Regions from separate parts of the Homo sapiens genome. Here region 2 is linked to region 1. The links are chromatin loops, found by intact Hi-C in ENCODE. Cell type or tissue: heart left ventricle. All regions are shown on one strand. Each heading gives the region's core, and the rest is flanking DNA. Links, peaks and the distances in the headings are about the cores only. Region 1 overlaps FOXK2 (forkhead box K2). Region 2 overlaps FOXK2 (forkhead box K2).

Region 1 (8,000 bases), core at 1-8,000:
GTAATTCACGGTTGGGAGGCCAAGGCAGGAAGATTGCTTGAGCCCAGGAGTACTAACTACACCAACCTGAGCAGGACAGTGACACCCTGTCTGTATAAAATAAAATAAAATAAAAAACTGGGGAAGGGCATGGTGGCTCACGTCTGTAATCCCAGCACTTTGGGAGGCCAGAGACGGGCGGATCACCTGAGTTCAGGAGTTCGAGACCAGCCTGGCCAACATGGTGAAATCCCGTCTCTACTAACAATACAAAAAGAATTAGCTGGGCCTGGTAGTGCGCACCTGTAATCCCAGCTACTCGGGAGGCTGAGGCAGGAGAATTGCCTGAACCCAGGAGGCGGAGGTTGCAGTGAGCCGAGATCGCACCATTGCACTCCAGCCTGGGCGACAAGAACGAAACTGTCTCAAAAAAAAAAAAAAGAAAGAAGAAAAAAAAAATTTGTGGAGGGAGGCTGAGGCAAGTGGATCACTTGAGGCCAGGAGTTCAAGACCACACTGGCCAACGTGGCGAAACCCTGTCTCTACCAAAAAATACAAACATAGCCAGGCGTGGTGGTGCATGCCTGTAATCCCAGCTACTAGGGTGGCTGAGGCAAAAGAATCACTTGAACCGGGAAGGTGGAGGTTGCAGTGAGCTGAGATTGTGTCACTGCACTCCAGCCTGGGAAACCGAATGAGACTCCATCTCAAAAAAAAAAAAAAATTTAATTAGCTGGATGCAGTGATTTGTGCCTCTAGTCCCTACTACTCAGGAGGCTGAGGTAAAGAGGATCCCTTGAGCCCAGAAATTCGAGGGAGCAGTGAGCCATGATCGCACCACTGCACTCCAGCCTGGGCAACAAAGTAAGACTCCATCTATTAAGAAAAAAATCACCCTTCCTACCTCTTGAAACAGGTACAATGCAGTTCACAGTGTGTTAAGTATGAAAAAAAAGTTATCAGTTTTCATTTGAGTGTCATATCTGATTGTCACACAAGTATCAATTTGTAATACACAGATACAAGTTAATACATTTAAAAATTTGGCCAGGCGTGGTGACTCACATCTGCAATCCCAGCACTTTGGGAGGCTGAGGCAGGAGGTCAGGAGTTCGAGACCAGCCTTGGCCAACATGGTTAAACCCCGTCTCTACTAAAAATACAAAAATTAGCCGGGCGTGATGGCGGGCGCCTGTAATCCCAGCTACTTGGGAGGCTGAGGCACGAGAATCACTTGAACCCAGGAGACGGAGGTTGCAGTGAGCCGAGATCGTGCCACTGCACTCCAGCCTGGGCGATACAGCACAACTCTGACTGAAAAAAAAAAAAACTGTAAATCATTAGTTATTTAGAATCTACAACTATTTTAAAATTCTAACTCCAGAAACCTGTCTATTTCAGGCCTACTTGTGCTTATACCACACCCTTTGTCCCTGTCCCTGCACGCCCCTGAGGTTGGCCCACTGACACCTATGCTAAAAGGTGAATCCATCAGCAGAACCAGAGAAGACGGAGCTGCTCACACAGGAATTTGCTTGGTCTCAAACACCCTCCAACCGCTGGGAGGGCCTACTCCAAGGACAATGAAGCAGCAGCCACACGCCACACACACCCACTGTGGACCCCTGTCTGAGAAAGATCACACTCCAAGCTATGCCACTGTCAGCCCCCGAAGGTGCCACTCCATTTCAAGCCAACACAGTATTAACACATAAAAAGGCTTTTCTGTTCAACAAGCCCAGGTGTGATGCGCTGGGAAAAAAATAATAAATGCTCACTTACTGATATGGGACCTCAGCTGTCAACCTTGTTAGTGGGCATAAAACAATTAGAGAATTCAAGACAGAATAAACTGCTAACTTGATAACTATTTGCTCCCTCCCTAGATGGCACTGAGAGACAGATATAGGGAAAGCATCTGAGCAGGAACCTTCACGGCTGGTCTTACAGGAGAGGCAGCTGCAGAGTAGCATCCAGTGGGCAGGCGTGTGGGAGGAAGGAAAGGGTTACGCCTGAGGGTGGGTGCTGGACTGGAGTGTGCCAACTCCAGGAGAAAAGACAGGGGCATGAGTAGACAAACCATCCCCAAGCATCCAGGCCAATGGGATGGCTACACAGGGGAAAGGGGGTATAGACATGGGATCACTGGAAAGGCTTCAAACAGATTACGTGCAGAAGGACGCATACCCACAAACAACAATCGTGCAGGAAGAATGGACATAAGACAGGGAAGTGAAAGTCATTAACACCAAAATCTCTTACCTCCAATTCTCCAAATCATTCAAGCGGTTGAGCCCATTCTGAAAGGTAACTCTTTTTTTTTTTTTTGAGACAGTTTCGCTCTTGTTGCCCAGGCTGGACTGCGATGGCATGACCTCGGCTCACCGCAATTTCCACCTCCCAGGTTCAAGCAATTCTCCTGCCTCAGCCTCCCAAGTAGCCAGGATTACAGGCATCCGCCATCACACTCGGCTAATTTTTGTATTTTTAGTAGAGACAGGTTTTCACCATATTGGCCAGGCTGGTCTTGAACTCCCGACCTCAGGTGATCCGCCTTCCTTGGCCTCCCAAAGTGCTGAGATTACAGGCGTGAGCCACCGCGTCCAACAAGCTCTTTCAATTATCGATATTTTTTTTTTTTTGAGATGGAGTCTCGCTGTGTCACCCAGGCTGGAGTGCAGTGGCATGATCCCAGCTCACTGCAACCTCCACCTCCCAGGTTTAAGAGATTCTCCTGCCTCTGCCTCTTGAGTAGCTGGGATTACAGGTGCCTGCCACCATGCCCAGCTAATTTTTTGTATTTTTAACGGAGACAGGGTTTCACCATGTTGGCCAGCCTGGTCTCGAACTCCTGACCTCAGGTGATCCAGTCACCTCAGCCTCCCAAAGTGTTGAGATTACAGGCGTGAGCCACCATGCCCGGCCCATTTACATATATTTTTTAATTAATTTTTTTTTTTAAAACAAGGTCTCGAGTGTTACCCAGACTGGAGTGCAGTGGTATGATCATGGCTCACTACAGCCTTGACTTCCTGGGTTCAAGCAATCCTCCCACCTCAGCCTCCAAAGTAGCTGGAATCACAGGCATGTGCCACCATACAGAGCTAATTGTTTCATTTTTTTTGTAGAGACAGGGTCCATCTATGTTGTCCAGGCTGGTCTCGAACTCCTGTCCTCAACTGATCCTCCCGCATCAGCTTCCCAAAGTGTTGAGACTACAGGCCTGAGCCACCACGCCCAGCCACCTTACAGTGCTGAGATTACAGGTCTGAGCCACCACGCCCGGCCACCTTACAGTGCTGAGATTACGGGCCTGAGCCACCACGCCCGGCCACCTTACAGTGCTGAGATTAGGGGTCTGAGCCACCACGCCCGGCCACCTTACAGTGCTGAGATTACGGGCCTGAGCCACCACGCCCGGCCACCTTACAGTGCTGAGATTACGGGTCTGAGCCACCACGCCCGGCCACCTTACAGTGCTGAGATGACAGGCCTGAGCCACCACGCCCGGCCACCTTACAGTTTTAAAAGCTTCAATACTTTTCTATTTCTCCCTCCCATTCTCATACCACATTTTCTACCTCAAAAAGAAATCCCATCACCTCTCAGTCTTAAACATTCCAAACGTGTTTTTCTTTCCACCAGAAGATAAACCAGGAGAGGAAGAAGAATCAAAATTCTGAAGGACTCTTCATCAATACTCTTCTAACTGTTTTGGAAGGAGATCTGGCTGGGGCAACCCATGCTGGGCTGAGTGGCTGTGAGCTGTGGGTATGGCGTAGGGTACAAGTCCCTTCTCTGGGCTGGGCCTCAGTGTTGTCCAAGGGGTGAGCCCCAGGCCTGCCCTGGGGCCAGAGGTGACAGTGAGGGGCTTGAGGAAGGGCCCGGCTGGAAAGATGCATCCTAAGTTTGGTGGGGTTCTTTTTCATTCCCTATAAAACACGGTGCAGAGCATTTTGCTCTTCTACACCATACATGATACACAGAAAAACCCCATGCGGCTCCTGTGGGGACTGTGTCCACCAGCAGAGGACAAGGGCATTCTTCTGTCTGCAACAACGAAGGCAAATGCGAGGACGGTAATTTTTCCTTTGACAAAATGAGCTTAATGTTGTTTTAATTGGAGACAGGATCTTGGTCTGTCACCCAGGTTGGAGCGCAGCGGCACGAGCATGGCTCACTACAGCCTCAACTTCCCGGGCTCAAGTGATCTTCCCATCTTAGCCTCCCAAGTGTCCAGGACTGGAGGAATGCACGACCACACCTAATTTTTAAATTTTTTGTAGAGAAAGAAGTCTCACTATGTTGGCCAGGCTGGTCTCGAACTCCTGGCCTCCAGCAATCCTCCCACCTCCCACCCGGCCTATATCTTTTTTTTCTTTTTTCAGACGGAGTCTTGCTCAGTCGCCCAGGCTGGAGTGCAATGGCACGATCTCGGCTCACTGCAACCTCTGCCTCTTGGGTTCAAACGATTCTCCTGTCTCAGCCTCCCAAGTAGCTGGGATTACAGGCACCGACCATCATGCCCAGCTAATTTTTGTATTTTTGTAGAGACAGGGTTTCACCATGTTGGCCAAGCTAGTCTCGAACTCCTGACCTCAAGCAATCCACCTGCCTCAGCCTCCAGAAGTGCTGGGATTACAGGTGAGAGCCACTGTGCCTGGCCACGGATTTTTTTTTTTTTTTTTTTGGAGACAGAGTCTCCATTGCCAGGCTGGAGTGCAGTGGTGCAATCTCAGCTCACTATAACCTCCACCTCCCAGGTTCAAGGGGTTCTCCTGCCTCAGCTTCCAGAGTAGCTGGGATTACAGGCGTGTACCACCACGCCCGGCTAATTTTTTTATTTTCAGTAGAGATGGGGTTTCCATGTTGGCCAGGATGGTCTCAATCTCTTGACCTCGTGACCTGCCCGCCTCGGCCTCCAAAAGTGTTGGCAAACAGGCATAAGCCACCGTGTGCCTGGCCTTTTTTTTTTTTTTTTTTTTTTTGAGATGGAGTCTCACTCTTGTCGCCCAGGCCGGAGTGCAGTGGCATGATCTCAGCTCACTGCAACTTCCACTTCCCAGGTTCAGGCAATTCTCCTGCCTTAGCCTCCTGAATAGCTGATTACAGGCACACACCACCATGCCCGGTTAATTTTTTGTATGCTGGCCAGGCTGGTCTCAAACTCCTGACCTCATGATCCGCCCACCTCAGCCTCCCAAAGTGCTGGGATTTCAGGCGTGAGCCACCGTGCCCGCCCGGCAATGGATAATTTTTCACATCCACTTTTACGGTCTAAATGTTCTACAAGAAGTATTATTTCACAATATTTTTAAATTTAATAATATGTTAAACTTTAATCATTTAAGAAAGACTATAAGCATCATACCAATTCAGTCAACAAGTATCTGAATTTCTCAGGAATAACCTTCCTAACATAATACCAGCAGCTCCAGCCCAGCATCCCACTCACTGGTCAGCTGGAGGCTGGCCCCCACCAACTGCCCAGGAGCTGAGTGGATCCAGCAGCAAGAACCTTCTACAACCAACCGCTAAGCTTTATATTCTATTCTTTTCCTAAACAATGTTTTCTAACCTTAAGTGCCTACCAGAAGCTGCTGGAGACCTCATTCAAAATGTATTGTGTGTGTCTGTTCTAATGTGTCTGGAGTCTGACTGACACAAGGCACTCCTCTTCTGTTTTGCCTAAGTCAGATCCAAGGCCAAAAAAAGCTTAAAAACATTTCAAACCCATTTAACTCTCAGATGCCTGGGGCAGAAGATTACAGTCCCAACATACAACAGACTGCCTAAGGCGAAAACCTGGGTGTGTTTCTGGGAAATCAGGACATTCAGAGGCCTCAGTGTGTGCTGGAAAATTCAGAAAGCTACACACATGCCCAGGGCAAAAGGCCCCCTCTGCGAAGACCTCCTCGGCCTCGAGCTTGCTTTCACTCTGGGCTGATCCCTAGGCCAAGGGCAAGCCCATCAAGAGTTCAAGGAGGGCTCAGGCACAGAGCCAGTTCGTAAAGACTGTAAGAGTTCCTGGCATTCAAGGAAATCTTTGTCAAAACACCAACTAAACACAAGCTGAGGAACAAGGACTTCAGTGACTACATAACGAAGGAAGATAGTCTGCAATAACAATAGCTTGGAAAAGTCGTTAAATAAAAGGGCCCCTATATCCTTTGGCAAGCAAAAAACCCCACCAAACCCAAGGAAAGGAGAAGAATCTGATTTCCAGAGCTACTGCGTTCTCATCATCACAGGTCCAGTTTGCAACAACAACAAAAATCACAAGGCACACAAAGAAACAGGAAAGTATGACTCAGTCAAAGAAATAAAAACTGACAGAAACTATTCTGGGGAAGGCCAGATGCTGGATTTGCTAGACAAAGACTTTGAAACAACTGCCTTAAATATGCTCAAAAACTTAAATAAAAACACAGGCCGGGCACCGTAGCTCACACCTGTAATCCCAGCACTTGGGGAGGCCGAGATGGGCAGATCACCTGAGGTGAGGAGTTTGAGACCAGCCTGGCCAACACGGTGAAACCCCATCTCTACTAAAAATACAAAAAAAATGCCAGGCACGGTGGTTCACACCTATAATCCCAGCACTTCGGGAGGCTGAGACAGGCGGATCACCTGAGGTTAGGAGTTCCAGACCCGCCTGACCAACATGGAGAAACCCCATCTCCACTAAATATACAAAATTACCTGGGCATGGTGGCGCATGCCTGTAATCCCAGCTACTCGGGAGGCTGAGGCGGGAGAATCGCTTGAACCAGAAGAGGTTTCAGTGAGCCCAGATCGCGCCACTGCACTCCAGCCTGGGCAACAAAAGTGAAACTCCATCTCAAAAAAAAAACAAAAACAAAAACACACAACTAAAAGAGATAAGGAAAACAACGTGTGTGTGAACCAAACAGGACTATCGACAGAGACAGCATAAAAAGGAACAAAACAGAAATCCTGGAGCTTTTAAAAGGTACAATGACAAACATGAAAAGCTCATGCTAGCAGTTCAATAGCACATCTGAGCAGGCACAAGAAGAATCAGGAAACTTGAAGATGGGAAGACTGAGATTCTGCTCCCGCAAGTCTCCTCAGAAAGGAGAAAGAACAAAGAAGACGAGCAGAGCCTAAAGGACCTGTGAGATGTCAGCTCACCAACCAACCATGGAAGTTTGAAATGGGCAGAAAGAATGTCTGAAAAAATAATGGCCAAAACCTTTTCGAGTTTAATGAAAGACAAAAATTTTACAAATCCAAGAAGCTCAACAAACTCCAAGTAGGATAAACTCACAGGACCCAAAATGAAACACATTTTAATCAGTGTTGAAAGCCAAAAGACAAAAAAAGAGAGAATCTTGACAGCAGCAAGAGATAAGCGACTGGATAACTGTTAACAGCTGACTTCTCATCAGAAATCACGAAGGCCAAGGCCGGGCACGGTGGCTTACACCTGTAATCCCAGCACTTTAGGAGGCTGAGGCAGGTGGATAAGCTGAGGTCAGGAGTTCGAGACCAGCCTAACCAACATGTGGAAACCCCATCTGTACAAAAAATACAAAAATCAGCCAGGTGTGGTGGCAGGCATCTGTAATCCCAGCTACTCCTAAGGCTGAGGCAGGAGAATCGCTTAAACCTGGGAGGTGGAGGTTGCAGTGAGCCAAGATGGTGCCACTGCACTCCAGCTGGGCGACAGAGCAAGAACCTGCCCCCAAAAAATGTGTGTTTTTCAGCACTCAATAATTAACAGGTAGATTTGTGTCAACAAGAAAAGGCATAGCCTGAAAAACAACTTTTAAGAGAGAACAAGATAAAAGATCCATGGAAAATAAATATTACTTCTGGGGACATGTTTCAACGAGTTCGTTACCATCTGTAAGAGGAGACAGGAACAGGAGTGAGTGCTGAGGCACCCAGTCACTAAAGTCAAACCTGGATGGGCTGAAGTGTGTGGTGAGAAGGATCAGAGCTAGAGACCATCTCATGTGCGATAAGGATGTGCTCCAGTAGCGCAGTCCCAGGAG
Region 2 (12,728 bases), core at 4,729-12,728, 61 kb before region 1:
TGGAGTGTGGTGGTGCAGTCACGGCTCAGTCCAGTTTCAGCTTCCTGGGTTCAGGCGATCCTCCCGCCTGGGCCTCCTGAGTGGCTGGGACTACAGGTGCACACCACCACACTTGGTTTATTTTTAGTAGAGACAGGATTTTGCCAAGTTGCCTAGGCTGGTCTCCAACTCCTGGGCTCAAGTGAGCCTCCCACTTCGACCCCCCAAAGTGTTGGGATGAGACACTGTGCCCCGCCCTGCATTCCTAATTCAAAAATTTGAAGTCCAAAATGCTCCAATGAATATTTCCTTTGAGCATCGTGTCAACACTCAAAGTTTCGGATTTTAGATTACTGAGTTTTCAGATTAGGAATACTCAACCTGGATAAGTCAGTTTTCTTTGGCTGCTTTCCAGGTTAAAAAAAAAATGTCTTTTCTTTAGTTTATTGCCTCAACATGGTTTTCCTTGAGATGATCTTATTGGAATTCACTCACCTTCGTGAATCTTTAAAGTATTTATTAAAAAAAAAAAAAAAATATATATATATATATATACACACACACACATATATAGGCCAGGCGCGGTGGCTCACGCCTGTAATCACAGCACTTGGGGAGGCCGAGGCGGGCGGATCATGAGGTCAGGAGATCAAGACCATCCTGGCTAAGACGGTGAAACCCCGTCTCTACTAAAAATACAAAAAATTAGCCGGGCGTGGTGGTGGGTGCCTGTAGTCCCAGCTACTCCGGAGGCTGAGGCAGGAGAATCGCTTGAACCTGGGAGGCAGAGCTTGCAGTGAGCCGAGATCGTGCCACTGCACTCCAGCCTGGGCAACAGAGCGAGACTCCGTCTCAAAAAAATAAATAAATAAAAATAAATTAAAAAAATATATATATATGTATTTTTTTTTTTAAATGAGACAGTCTCGCTGTCGCCCAGGCTGGAGTGCAGTGGCGCAATCTGCGCTCACTGCAACCTCCGCCTCCTGGGCTCAAGCGATTCTCCTGCCTCAGTCTCCCGAGTAGCTGAGATTACAGGTGTGTGCCACCATGCCCGGCTAATTTTTGTATTTTTAGTAGAGATGCGGTTTCACCATGTAGGCCGGGCTGGTCTTGATCTCCTGACCTCGTGATCCACCCACCTCGGCCGCCCAAAGTGCTGGGATTACAGTCATGAGCCACCGCGCCCACCCGGACTAAAATATTTCTTTAAAAAAAATTGTATACGTTGTTTCTCTGTTTTATAGGAATCTAGTGACATACACAGTAGACCCTTCAATCTTGTCCTACAAGTCCCAGTTCATTTTTGTTTCCAAATGTTTTTCTGTTTATTCACTGAATTTTTTCATTTCTTTGATTCAAGAGCATTTGCCCTTATTTCACAGAGCATGGTTATAATAACTGTTCTTTATCTGATATTCCCAATATTTGGGTCATGTGAGAGTTGGCATTCGGTCTTTTCACTTTAGGGCAGAGATTTTTCTGGCTCTTTTTACGTTTAGTAATTTTGTATTCTAGACATTCGGCATACCTTGAGACTCCCAAGTCCATGAAACCCTCTGCAGGATGCTGAGTTGTGTCTCAGCAGGCAAGTAACCCAGTTATGTTCTGATTGCATGTGCCAGCCTGCCTCCTGGAGCTGTGACTCTGGTGTCAGGCTAGTCTTCCAAGTCTGTGTCGTGCTGTTCACCCAGGGGCCAGTCTACACAGGAGTTGAGCTCAAATAGCCTTTGCTGTTTTCCCCACGTCAGTGCCATTCATGTGGAGCTTTAGGGGGTCTCTTAACTCCTCTGCTGTGTCCTTTGACTTAAAAGCCCAGGTTTCAGCCTCTCTGTGCTGTTCCCATTCCTATGACTAGGTCCAGCTTGGGGCCAAAGTGGAGCAGGGATTTCCCTCATGCTCTTTGGACTACAGGGGCCTGTTTTCCAATTCCTCTCGTCAGCGTGAAGGGTTCTGTGGGAGTCGCCAGCGTGAAGGGCTCTGTGGGAGTCGCCAGTGTCTGCAGGGCTGCTGCTTGCAGGAGTTTCCCACGACCGTCTCTGCCCAGGATGAGAGGGAAGCGGGCTTCTCTTGGAGATTTTAATGTTCATCCCTAATGTGCAGTTCGGATAGACCGCCCCCGACTAGGCCCAGCAACGGACTAGGCTCAGCAATGGGAGGGGAAAACCCAGGAAAAACCCATCACACCGGTCCTTGTTCTGGCTCTAGTCTGCCTGCTGTTCTGTATTATATACGACTGACTTTCCATAGGACTGAGATAGTTGCTCTGTTTGTTAGGTCCACAGTTAGTCATAACCCCTAGGAGACACAGGTGGAGGAGTCCACTGGAATCTTTGTAGCCAGTTTAGTCATCAGAGGTCACTTGAGACCCACTCTGAATTGTAATTTTGTGTTGCTGTGGACATAGCTCAGAAAGGGGGCAACAAACAGTGACAATTTCCCAGCACCCATCAACGCAGCCCGGGTGCACTGCAGACGCAGACCTGGCAGAAACAAATTACAAATGACTGCTTCACTTTGCTGGAAGAGGCAGTCTCGCAGGGCGTGATAAACAGTTCTTTTATGCCAGTATGAACTGTTTTAAATTAGGGGATCAGTGTAAGGAATAAAACAAACACTCCGTTATGAACTCTCTGTCCGTGAACATCATTTAGCTCCCAAAGGCCTCTGTGTCATTTTCAGCACGGTTTCTTCCCTCTGCTACCCTGGGGTGAGTACTGATAATGTCATCACGATTCCAGACATTAGCGATCCACACCAGATTTTCAGGGCCTGAAGATCAAAGTGTTCCTGTGTGGGAACTTGAATACCCAAGTACCTCTTCAGAAGAGCTGCTTTTTCTTTTTTTCTGAGACGGAGTCTCGCTCTGCCGCCCAGGCTGGAGTGCAGTGGCGCAATCTCGGCTCACTGCAAACTCCACCTCCCAGGTTCACGCCATTCTCCTGCCTCAGCCTCCCGAGTAGCTGGGACTACAAGCGCCCGCCACTGCGCCCGGCTAATTTTTTTTGTATTTTTAGTAGAGATGGGATTTCACCATGTTAGCCAGGATGTTCTCAATCTCCTGACCTCATGATCTGCCCGTCTCGGCCTCCCAAAGTGCTGGGATGACAGGCATGAGCCACCGCGCCGGCCAAGAGCTGCTTTTTCATTTTCTGAGAAAATGTCCCTCAAGATGCTTTGCAGTGATCTTCATTCTCAGGTTGGAGAGAAAGTCTGCAGAAGAAATAGTGGCAGCCACAATCTCCAAGTAACTTTAAAACTCCGACATCATAGATCAATCAATCAAGACCCTGTTACCACTGCCTGTGACACGGCGCCTTTTCTACCTGCACGCTCAACCCGCTGTCCCACTGGCAGGGCCTGCAGTGCTGGTCCTCAGTGCAGCTCCCTGGTTAAGTTCTTGCCAATGCGCTAGGCCTCCGGTGTGCTCAGAAGAGAGCATGAAGTAAAAAGTCAGTCAATCAAAATGAAAATGATACTCTGCATTCCATTAAAATTAATAAAAATATTTTATTGAATTTCAGGAACTTGGTACTTTTTTAAAACTTCAAATCTTTGCACACAAATCACCACTATACTTTCTAGAATAGTGGAAGTTAGGACTTCAAGATTGTCACTTATCTCCTTGTGTCACACAGCACAGAAACCCCAAGTCCTCACACTGCCCCCACCCCCCTTCTGGCCATGACTACCAACTACTCTGTTATTCTAGCGGAGGACAATGACGGAAGTGGGTAGACGACTGAAGGAGATCAGCTGTCCACCGCGTACTCTACTAAAGTGAGAGGAGGAGCAACCGAGGATCATGCCGCACACACTCTGAGTGCACCACGTGACGTGGGTCATACGGGAGTTCCCTTTTGTTTTCTCGTTTGGTTCAGGGCAAAGCTACTGAAATTGTTCCTAGTCCCTGAGGAGCTCAGAAGTTGGGCAAAGGTCACAGCAGACTTCCTGAAAAGCAGACACTGAGGAACACAGTGGAGAGCGGGAGTTCACAGCGACGCAGCTGAGGACGACGCAGGACCTCTCCCAAAGGTGCTGCAGCTCCAGCACCAGGGGCCAGGGCTGCGGCGACAGCAGCTCAGCAACCCTTGCTGTGCTCAAGTTCTTGGGGATTCAGAGCTAAGTTCAAAATTTAGAAACAGTGCCTTAAAGACGGGCAAGAAAACCCGGTGTGGGAGTCTGCTCATCTATGGTTTGTTACTGCTCTCGCTTCGATATTCTTAAATTCCTAGGTACCAATGAAAAAGCCAAGTGAACGTGGCAGAGTGAGGAGGAGACAGGAGCGTGTGCACCTTCCATCTGTGAGAGGCACACTTCAGTCTGGGTTCAAGATGCAGAATGGTGCCTACGGCAAAAAAAAAAAAAAAAAACACCCTCCTCCCTTCTTTACCATTTGAATGGACATTTTCCTTACCTGTGATCCCAACAGAAACAGATCCAGACCTATCATGTGAAGTCCACGTTCCAGGATCAGAAGTAACCAGTTTATGGACTGAGCTTACACGGGAAAGTCTACCCCCGACTCCTTCTGGATAGTAACATACACAGCTGCATAAAAACGTCTCCAAGGGGACATACGATGCATTTGCTTGGTGTCCCAGCCAAGCTCCCCACCGGCGACCTCACTGTTCCTTAGAGCTCAAGAGCTCGTCTCCTATCAATCAGAGAACCCCATCAGCTGTGACCAACAGAGCTGGAGCCCTCTGTGGAGGGAGCTGACCCCACACACAGGACAGAGCAGAATCCTGATTATTTTACAAACTGCAAACCTTCTGAGTAAGAAGACAAAAATATACATTCCAAGGTATCTGTAAAGTGCTTGGAAGATGCAGACAGCTGCACCGAGGGGCTCTGATCCATCCACACGCTGCGCTTTGCTGCGGTCACACACACGGTCTCAGTCACGTGATGGTTTTGCTTTTATTTCTTAAACGGCTGAGTGATAATCCAGCTAGTGTGCAGTCATTTCATACCTTTCAATGGGCGTCACCGCAGTGACGCTGCCCCAGCCCCATGCTGAGGGCCGACACAATTCACGGAACAGATTCATCATATTTGGTCTTTATGTAAATAATAAATGTTTTAAAATTGCCTAAATATACCATTCTGAGCCATTTCATCCCTATTTCATCCCACCAGGAAAATACAGGTTTTTTCCTCTCTAAAAAAAAATTAAATACCAAAATAACTACATTTAAATAAATAATGTTATGATGATGACATTTAAAAGCTCAGCCATCAGGCTGACGCCCTCTCCCCATGTGCACGGCCCTCGGCCCTCGGCCGGCACACTCGGGAAGGGCCAGCGGTTTTCTTCCTGAGGAGCCGGGCGAGGAGGTGCAGGGACCTCCCACTCTCATTCCCTCACCCCCGTCCTGTCCTCATTTTCCGTAGAGGAGTCAGCCTCAGGATTGGGTTCGGTTCTGAAAGGTCAGGGACATTTCCTACCACAAAACAGGAAATGCCCCAGACGTGCCCTGCAGGACGTGGCTCGGACCCTGCTCCACCATGGCGGCCGCTCACCGAAGGTGGGGAGTAGACAGCAGGTCAGAGGCCGCCTAGAGCCGGAGGGACACCCCAAATACAAACATACCACGGAGAGACCTGGGATCTGAGTTTCAAAAGGGCCTGTGATAAAAGACTGAATCTTTTTCCAAATGAAGTAGAAATGGTTCTGTCGTTTTAAACATACACAATACTTAGGAGACTTGTTTTACTCAGAGTGGAAAATTTTGCCAGGGACAAAGTCAACACAAAGAAACAAACAACAAAAAATAGCCAGAAAGAGAACAGTTAAGTGCAGCTCGGTGAGTCCCGGCAGTTCCTTCCCGGCACTGGCTCGTCCCTGGGTTCTCAAGGTTCCATGCGGCCACAGCGTCCGTCCACCTGTCCACGCGAGCCACATGCTGAAATGGAGGTGGATAAAATTCATCAGGCAGCTGCTGTAACACGGAAATGTGCAGATGCCAGAGTAGCTTCGTCTGAACTTGAACAAGACAGACAAAAGGAAATCATTCCATAGGCTGAAAACAAAAACAAAACTACGTTGTTTCTTTGCCCCAAATGAAATCCACGGAAAGGGCCTGTGTGATTCTGAAAGTCTCAGTAGAAATGGAGTGATGTGAAATGCCCAAGACCCCATTATTTTGTAAAGAAAGGACACCTCAAAATACTCTAATTCCACATGTCTCCGCTGCCTGGTGGGTCCTGTGAGGGCGGCGGGGATGGCTCCCCCCGCGTCCTGAGGCCTAGTCTTGGGAGACCCACTCACAGCAGGCGCTGGCCGTGCCGTCCTCACACAGCGATGCCTGGTCCTCGCGGGAGGACAGAGTTTCACTCGTAGGTAGAAGCTCAGCCCAGCAGGTGCTCAGTGGAGACACCGTCTCCCAAATCAGGTTTTGTTGTGTGTGGGTTTTGTTCAAGTGTGACTTCTGTCTTTAAGGAGTGTTAAGGCCAGCTGGGTTTTGGGTTTTCAGTGCTGAGAGGTGAAGTCCAACCACAGGGCCCTGCACCCCCGAGTGCTGGCGGGAGGCCGCGTCTCCTTTTGGCACCACAGAGTTGATATCGTTAAAGAAAAGCTCTCCCGGTCGCTAGTTCTGGACACCCTTTTCCCTTACGGCTGCCGGTGGCGTGTCCACGCTCAGGGCAATGACGATGCCCTCGCCGTCTTCTGTCTTGATCCGCTTCAGCTCCGGCTGCTCCGGCTGGTCACCGTTGTGGCGCTTTGTGGGCAGGGAGGCCGATGCGGATGCGTGTGTTGCCAACATGTGCAAAGGACTCGCCGCGGCTGAAATGACACGAGGGAGTCAGAACCCCACGCTCTCACGTGAACCCTCGCGACTCAGAACCCCACGCTCTCACGTGAACCCTCGCGAGTCAGAACCCCACGCTCTCATGTGAACTCTCGCCCTCTAAGGGTCCTGCCACTCCCAGGCCCGCGGAGGCTCCCACAAGACCCCAGGGACTGGCCCACGGTGGCCAAGGGCACAGGAGCCTGGGCTGGGCCCTTGGGACCCCAAAAAACTGCAGCAAGTGAACTGCCTGATTAGCGGACATTTTTATTAACAGCTGGCATCATCTTTGTTATGTCCTATAAATAGGCTATTTTGATGTCACTGCTGGGGGAGAAAGGCTGAGTCCAGTAGTGGTTGAGGCAGACAGGAGATGGCCCTGCTGGCTCGGCGAAGGAGTGGCTGCCGCTCGCTGCTCTCCCTCATGCGGAGGCCCTGCCCTCGCCCCCCCACCACCCGCACAAGATGCTCCTGGACCATTTCCACACAGAAGGGAGCGGGGCTCCATCTGTCCCATAGGAGAGAAGCACCACAGTTTCTCATGGATGCTGCTCACCTGTGTCCTGGGTCAGTCCACAGAGGTGTGTGGGCAGAACAGAGACTGCTGGCTGCTAACGGCTGACCAGGCTGAGTTAATTCCAAAGGCCAAGCTTCCAACTAACATGCGATGGGTAATGTTATGTGCCAGCCTGGCTGAGCCACAGTGCCCAGATTTTGGTCAACCATTAATCTGGATGTTTCTGTATAGTTACTTCTTTAGATGAAATTAACATTTAAATCAGTCAGCTCTGAGTAAATCAGCTGATCGCCATGAGTGGGTGGGCCTCATCCAATCAGGTGAAGGACTAAGAAAAGACTGAGGTCCTCTGAGGGGAGCACTCTGCCCTGGATGGCCTCTGGACTCTTGAGAATCCAGCACTGACTCTTTCCCCGGGGTTCGGTCCACCCTGCAGATGCTGAGCTTGGCAGGCCCCACAACAGAGTGGGCAGATTCCACAGAATCTGTCTCCAGGCCGCCGCCTTGGCTCTGTTTCTCTGGGGCACCCTCACCTACCAGGTGCCATCAGGACCCCACCATCTCCAGCTTCCGGCACAGGCCAGTCCTCCTTGTGGGCGGCGGCATTTCTGGAAGACGCTGTCACCTCCCCAGGGGGCACTTCTTGGTGGGCCCCGTGATGCTCTGAGAAGCAGGTCCTAGGCCCCTAGGCTGCGCACACACCAGCCACTGCACTTCTCTAACCCAAGACCAACTCAGAGCACCCCAGGGTGGGAGCAGGAACACACCCCTGGGAGGCCCCAAAGCAGCTGTGCAGCAACCACTTCAGGCTGTCCCAGGAGGCTCAGAGCAGACACGCCTACAGGGCAGTACCTGAACCCAACCACAAACACAGCACACATGGTACGCTACGCCCTGGTGCCTAGAGATGTGGGAGGGGGACTTGCCCACCTGTCCGTCAAGGGCCAGCCCTCTCAGACCACAGGCCCTGGCGTGGGCAATACCCGCCTCCTACTCGCAGTCCCCTGCAGGGACGCTGGCTGGTCAGAGACCGACCTCCGCCCCCAGGTCTTCCCTAGCGGAGCGGATGTGAGTCCGGCCAGGTGCGTGGTCAGCTCCTCATGGCCAGATAGCCGGGGCAGCCACGAAGAGCGGGAGTCAACACTGGGCTCCGAAGAGACTCAAGCAGCAAACGGGGACCCAGTGACATCGGGTCAGCCGTGAGAGCCCCGTTTTAGAATTCAGGACATAGCCCTGAGGCCACAGAGGTGTGTTCCCTGGAAGCCAAACCCCTGTCAACAGTGTGGATGTGTGACTTTATCGTGTTCCCTTCTCCTTTCCACCTCTGAGCAACAGAAATAGCAGAGGACCAATTTACACATAAAACATGAACAAGAGGCCAGGTGCGGTGGCTCACGCCTGTAATCCCAGCACTTTGGAAGGCTGAGGCGAGAGGATCACCTGAGGTTACGAGTTCAAGACCAGTCTCGAACTGGCCAGCATGGTGAAACACCATCTCTACTAAAAATACAAAAACATTAGCCGGGCAAGGTGGTGGGGGCCTATAGTCCCAACTACTCGGGAGGCTGAGGCAGGAGAATCACTTGAACCCAGGAGGCGGAGGCTGCAGTGAACTGAGATCGTGCCATTGCACTCCAGTCTGGGGGACAAAGAAATTCCGTCTCAAAAAAAAAAAAAAAAAAAAGAAGCTGCTCAGCTTCCAGAAAGCACGGCTGCCACAAAGCAGGAAGCTGGGCTGAGGAAGAGGCTTGGAGCCCAACGAGAGGGCAGGGGAGACTCCAGACCTAGGGGAGGCACGGGAGGCCGCTGAGCCCACCCACGTGACCCGGAGGAGCCGTGTTAGGTCGGCACCCTCTCAGGGAGACCCCCACATTCCCTGACGTCGGTTTCCTGGCGCCTGACGGCAGGGTGGCCCCCACAGAGAGAGGCACACGCACCCAGATGCGAGTCACAGCCAGTGTCTGACAAGCACCAATACCCTGAATGAGATGAGGTCACTGCTATGGTGTGGGCATCTGTCTCCTGAAATGCTGAAACTCACTTGCCCACGCAGCCTAATTAGGAGGTGGCATCTTCAGAAGGTGACTTGACCATGAAGGCTTTGCCCTCACTAACAGCTTAATGCTGTCACCAAGGGACAGGCTCATGATTCCAGGAGTGAGTTCATTCTAAAAGGGTGAATATGCCTTCACCCCATCACCACGTGAGCACACAGGAAGAAGGCCCTTGCCAGCCTCCAGAACTGCAAGCCAATCCGTTTCTGTTCATGCTAAAGTCTTCCATCTTGGGTGTTCTGTTACGGCAGCACAACACGGCTGACTCACCCAACCCAACAGCCTCACCCTCACCAGGGCTCAAGTTGACTGGATGACCCAGAGAATACAAGAGGCGTAGGCCAGGCACAGTGGTCCACGCCTGCAACCCCAAGAGAGGCTGAGGCAGGCGGGTCCCTTGAGGCCAGGAGGCTGAGACCAGCCTGGACAACATAGCAAGACCCCGTCTCTATAAAAAATAAATAATTTTTAAAAGGACATAAAACTAGAAATGACAGACAGGAGGAATAATTTTTAAAAAGACGTAAAACTAGAAACGACAGCTAGACAGAAGGAATAAGTTTAGTGTTCTGCAGCACTGCGAGATGATGGGAGTCAACAATACGGTTTCAAACAGCCAGAAGGTTCCCAACACCTAGAAATGGTCAATGAGATGACGGATGTGCCGATCACGAGTCACATGCTTCTCAACATCACTGTGCACCCCATACACTTGCACAATTATTCTGTGTCAATTAGAGAACAGTAGTGAGAGGCCTGGAGTGAAAAGAAACTGGGAGGCCGGGCGCGGTGGCTCACGCCTGTAATCCCAGCACTTGGGGAGGTCAAGGTGGGCGGATCACCTGAGGTCAGGAGTTTGAGACCAGCCTGGCCAACGTGGTGCAACCCCGTCTCTACTAAAAATACAAAATTAGCCAGGTGTGGTGGCGGGCACCTGTAATCTCAGTTACTCAGGAGGCTGAGGCAGGAGAATTGCTTGAACCCAGGAGGCAGAGGTTGCAGTAAGCCAAGGTCATGCCACTGCATTCCAGCCTGGGCAACAAAAGCAAAACTCTGTCTCAAAAAAAAAAGAAAGAAAAGAAATGGTGACACTTAAATACTCTCATCCACCCAGCCCTGCCCTCACAGAGCCTCTGTCGCGAGGTACTCCGCCACGTGGAGACCCCACATGGAGCCCTGTAACAGCAGAGGGGCTGTGCTAACACGCCCGGCCCTGAAGCAGAGGTCTCAGCAGAGGCTCGGAGGGAGGTGGAGGGCACGCAAGGAAGACTAAAGGCAGCAGAGCCCTGGAGGTGCCGGAGCTGGGGAGGGAGCAGCCATCAGCCCTGCAGCCCCGGGGTGGGCCACAAGAGAGGGCGACCCCTCTCCTCCAGGGCAGAGAAGGAACACACACACGAGTTGGGCACATGCTCCTGATGAGGCCCACACGTGCTCTCTTGGGAAGGCACTGACTCTGTTGATCTAAAGATGCTGAATAAGGCAGAAGGGTCTGTGCAGCGAGCACTGCAAACTCTGGTTTGCACCGAGGACCACATGGTGCCAGGAAGGACCATCCTGGACAAGGAGTGTGATGTATGAGCACCTCGGGCCCACGTGACCTGTGTCGACACGGGTGTGTTACAGGGAGTCACGGCTTAGCGCGTGGGGCCTGGAGGCGACCCTGCCCCTGGGCACACCCAGAGGCGCCGCCGCCTTCACCAGCCCCTGCCCCTCACCGGCTGAACTCGTAGACAGGCTTGCTCTGTGTTCCGTGAGAGCTCTGAGCACAAGGGGCTCTCGCCACGCCTGACAACCCGGGGACTGTAACTTGGAGCAGCACTTCAGCAAGCCCGGGAGGACTACAGGAATTTCCTACCATGAAATGGAACCTGAAGTAGGTGAGAAGATGGGGAGGGGGTGGTCTGTGGAATAAAACAAACGTGAAATCAAGGAGATCGGCAGAGATCAAAGAAAGAGGGGCTCCGCCAGCTCTGCCACACACTCTGGATTCAACACCGTCCCAATCAAGACGCCAGCAGGCTTGGTGTAGGAATCCTACAGTTCACGCGGAAATGCCAAGGACCTAGAATGGCTGAAGCGATTTTTAAAAAGAACAAAGTTGGAGGAGCGACACCTCCTTAGTGGGAGACTTGATGAGGCTGCAGGAGCTGGGCAGGGAGCCCTGCCACACAGACTGCCCGCAGAAAGTGCGTCTGGAAACAGTCCCCACGTGTGCGCGGTCCCGGGGCGTGACGAGGGCACCAGGGCAACCGGTGGGGCAGGCACGTCCTGACGCCACCTCTGAGGCTCCCCCTACACCAAGCTCTGAGGCTCCCCCTACACCAAGCTCTGAGGCTCCCCCTACACCAAGCTCTGAGGGTCCCCCTACACCAAGCATGGAAAACACAGCAGGAACGATGAGAAGGGAACAAGCAGCCACCAAGAATCTGGGCAAGGAACGTGTTCCAGAATTAAGGCGTCAGCGAACAACTGCCCTAGTAACGTGAAAGAAAAAGAAGAAGGGACTCAGGCTACTGAAGGCGAAGCAGGAACTGACCTGCAGTTGGTGTGAGCTGGGCAAACCCCGTGACCACCTCAGATGCTCCTCCCTGCAATCGCGGTCGCAGTCTGTGGCCGCAGGTGTGGCCTCAACCGACTCTAATGTGTCTACAAAAAATGTGCAGACAGCCGGGGCCACTGCGGTAGGCCAGAGATGCACAGACGCGCAGTGTGACTCTGGTTTCCAGTGGCCTTTCTCCTACGCTGACTCGGAACAGCATCCACGCTGTAGGTGTCTCTGGACAACCTTCCACCTGTCGTTTCTCATCCCAGGTTCCGGGCTGCCGGAAAAGGCTTTGCTCTTGTCTCCAGAAGCACCTGCTGGTCTGTCTGGATGGGGCCTGCTGTGTCAACTGAGGCAACTCCAGTCTGAGCTGGCACATGGGGGCCTTCTGAGGCCAAGGGGCCCTGGGGAGAGGAGTGGGAAAGGACCCCAAGTCACAGGAGCCAGGTGCACTTTTAGGGCCCAGGGAATAGTGACACAGGCTTAATAACAGGGACCGACCCCACTGTTAGAGCTTTCAACGAAGAAAAACCGTGACCACATGTATAGCACTCTGTCCTCTCCAGTTCAAACACAAGGAGAAGGCTGGGCGCGGTGGCTCACACCTGTAGTCCCAGCATTTGGGGAGGCAGAGGCGAGAGAATCACTTGAACCTAGGAGTTTGAGACCAGCCTGAGCAGCACGGTAAGACCCCATCTCTACAAAAGAAAAAAAATATTAGCTGGACATGTTTGTACGTGCCTGTAGTCCTGGCTACTCAGGAGGCTGAGGCAGGAGAATCACTTGAGCCCACGAGTTCAAGGCTGCACTGAGCTGTGATCACGCCACTGCACTCCAGTCTG

The links. A loop is a pair of places that touch in the nucleus more often than their neighbours do. Peaks named below come from ENCODE experiments on the same cell type or tissue, not always from the same donor. Only the 100,000 strongest peaks of a DNase experiment are listed, where the experiment ranks them.
Region 2: it touches region 1 in a loop (5-fold over the local background); 4 of 110 quality-filtered maps call a loop at or near these places.

The regions. Positions count from the first base shown.
Region 1 is chr17:82,534,587-82,542,586 of GRCh38, reverse strand. All of the region lies in intron 1 of FOXK2 (forkhead box K2), which reads right to left. Among named protein-coding and RNA genes, the nearest start is that of FOXK2, 19 kb to the right of the region's middle. RefSeq lists an enhancer at 6,619-7,204 and a silencer at 7,900-8,000. In heart left ventricle, for the core only: no CTCF peak of the experiment used is centred there; no DNase peak of the experiment used is centred there; H3K4me3 peaks cover 1,718 bases; H3K27ac peaks cover 2,957 bases.
Region 2 is chr17:82,595,344-82,608,071 of GRCh38, reverse strand. FOXK2 (forkhead box K2) reads right to left here. Exons shown (of 9, transcript NM_004514.4): 9 at 3,470-6,769. The coding sequence ends at 6,573. Among named protein-coding and RNA genes, the nearest start is that of FOXK2-AS1, 13 kb to the right of the region's middle. RefSeq lists a silencer at 4,941-5,050 and an enhancer at 7,831-8,080. In heart left ventricle, for the core only: no CTCF peak of the experiment used is centred there; a DNase peak (open chromatin) is centred at 6,251; H3K27ac peaks cover 429 bases.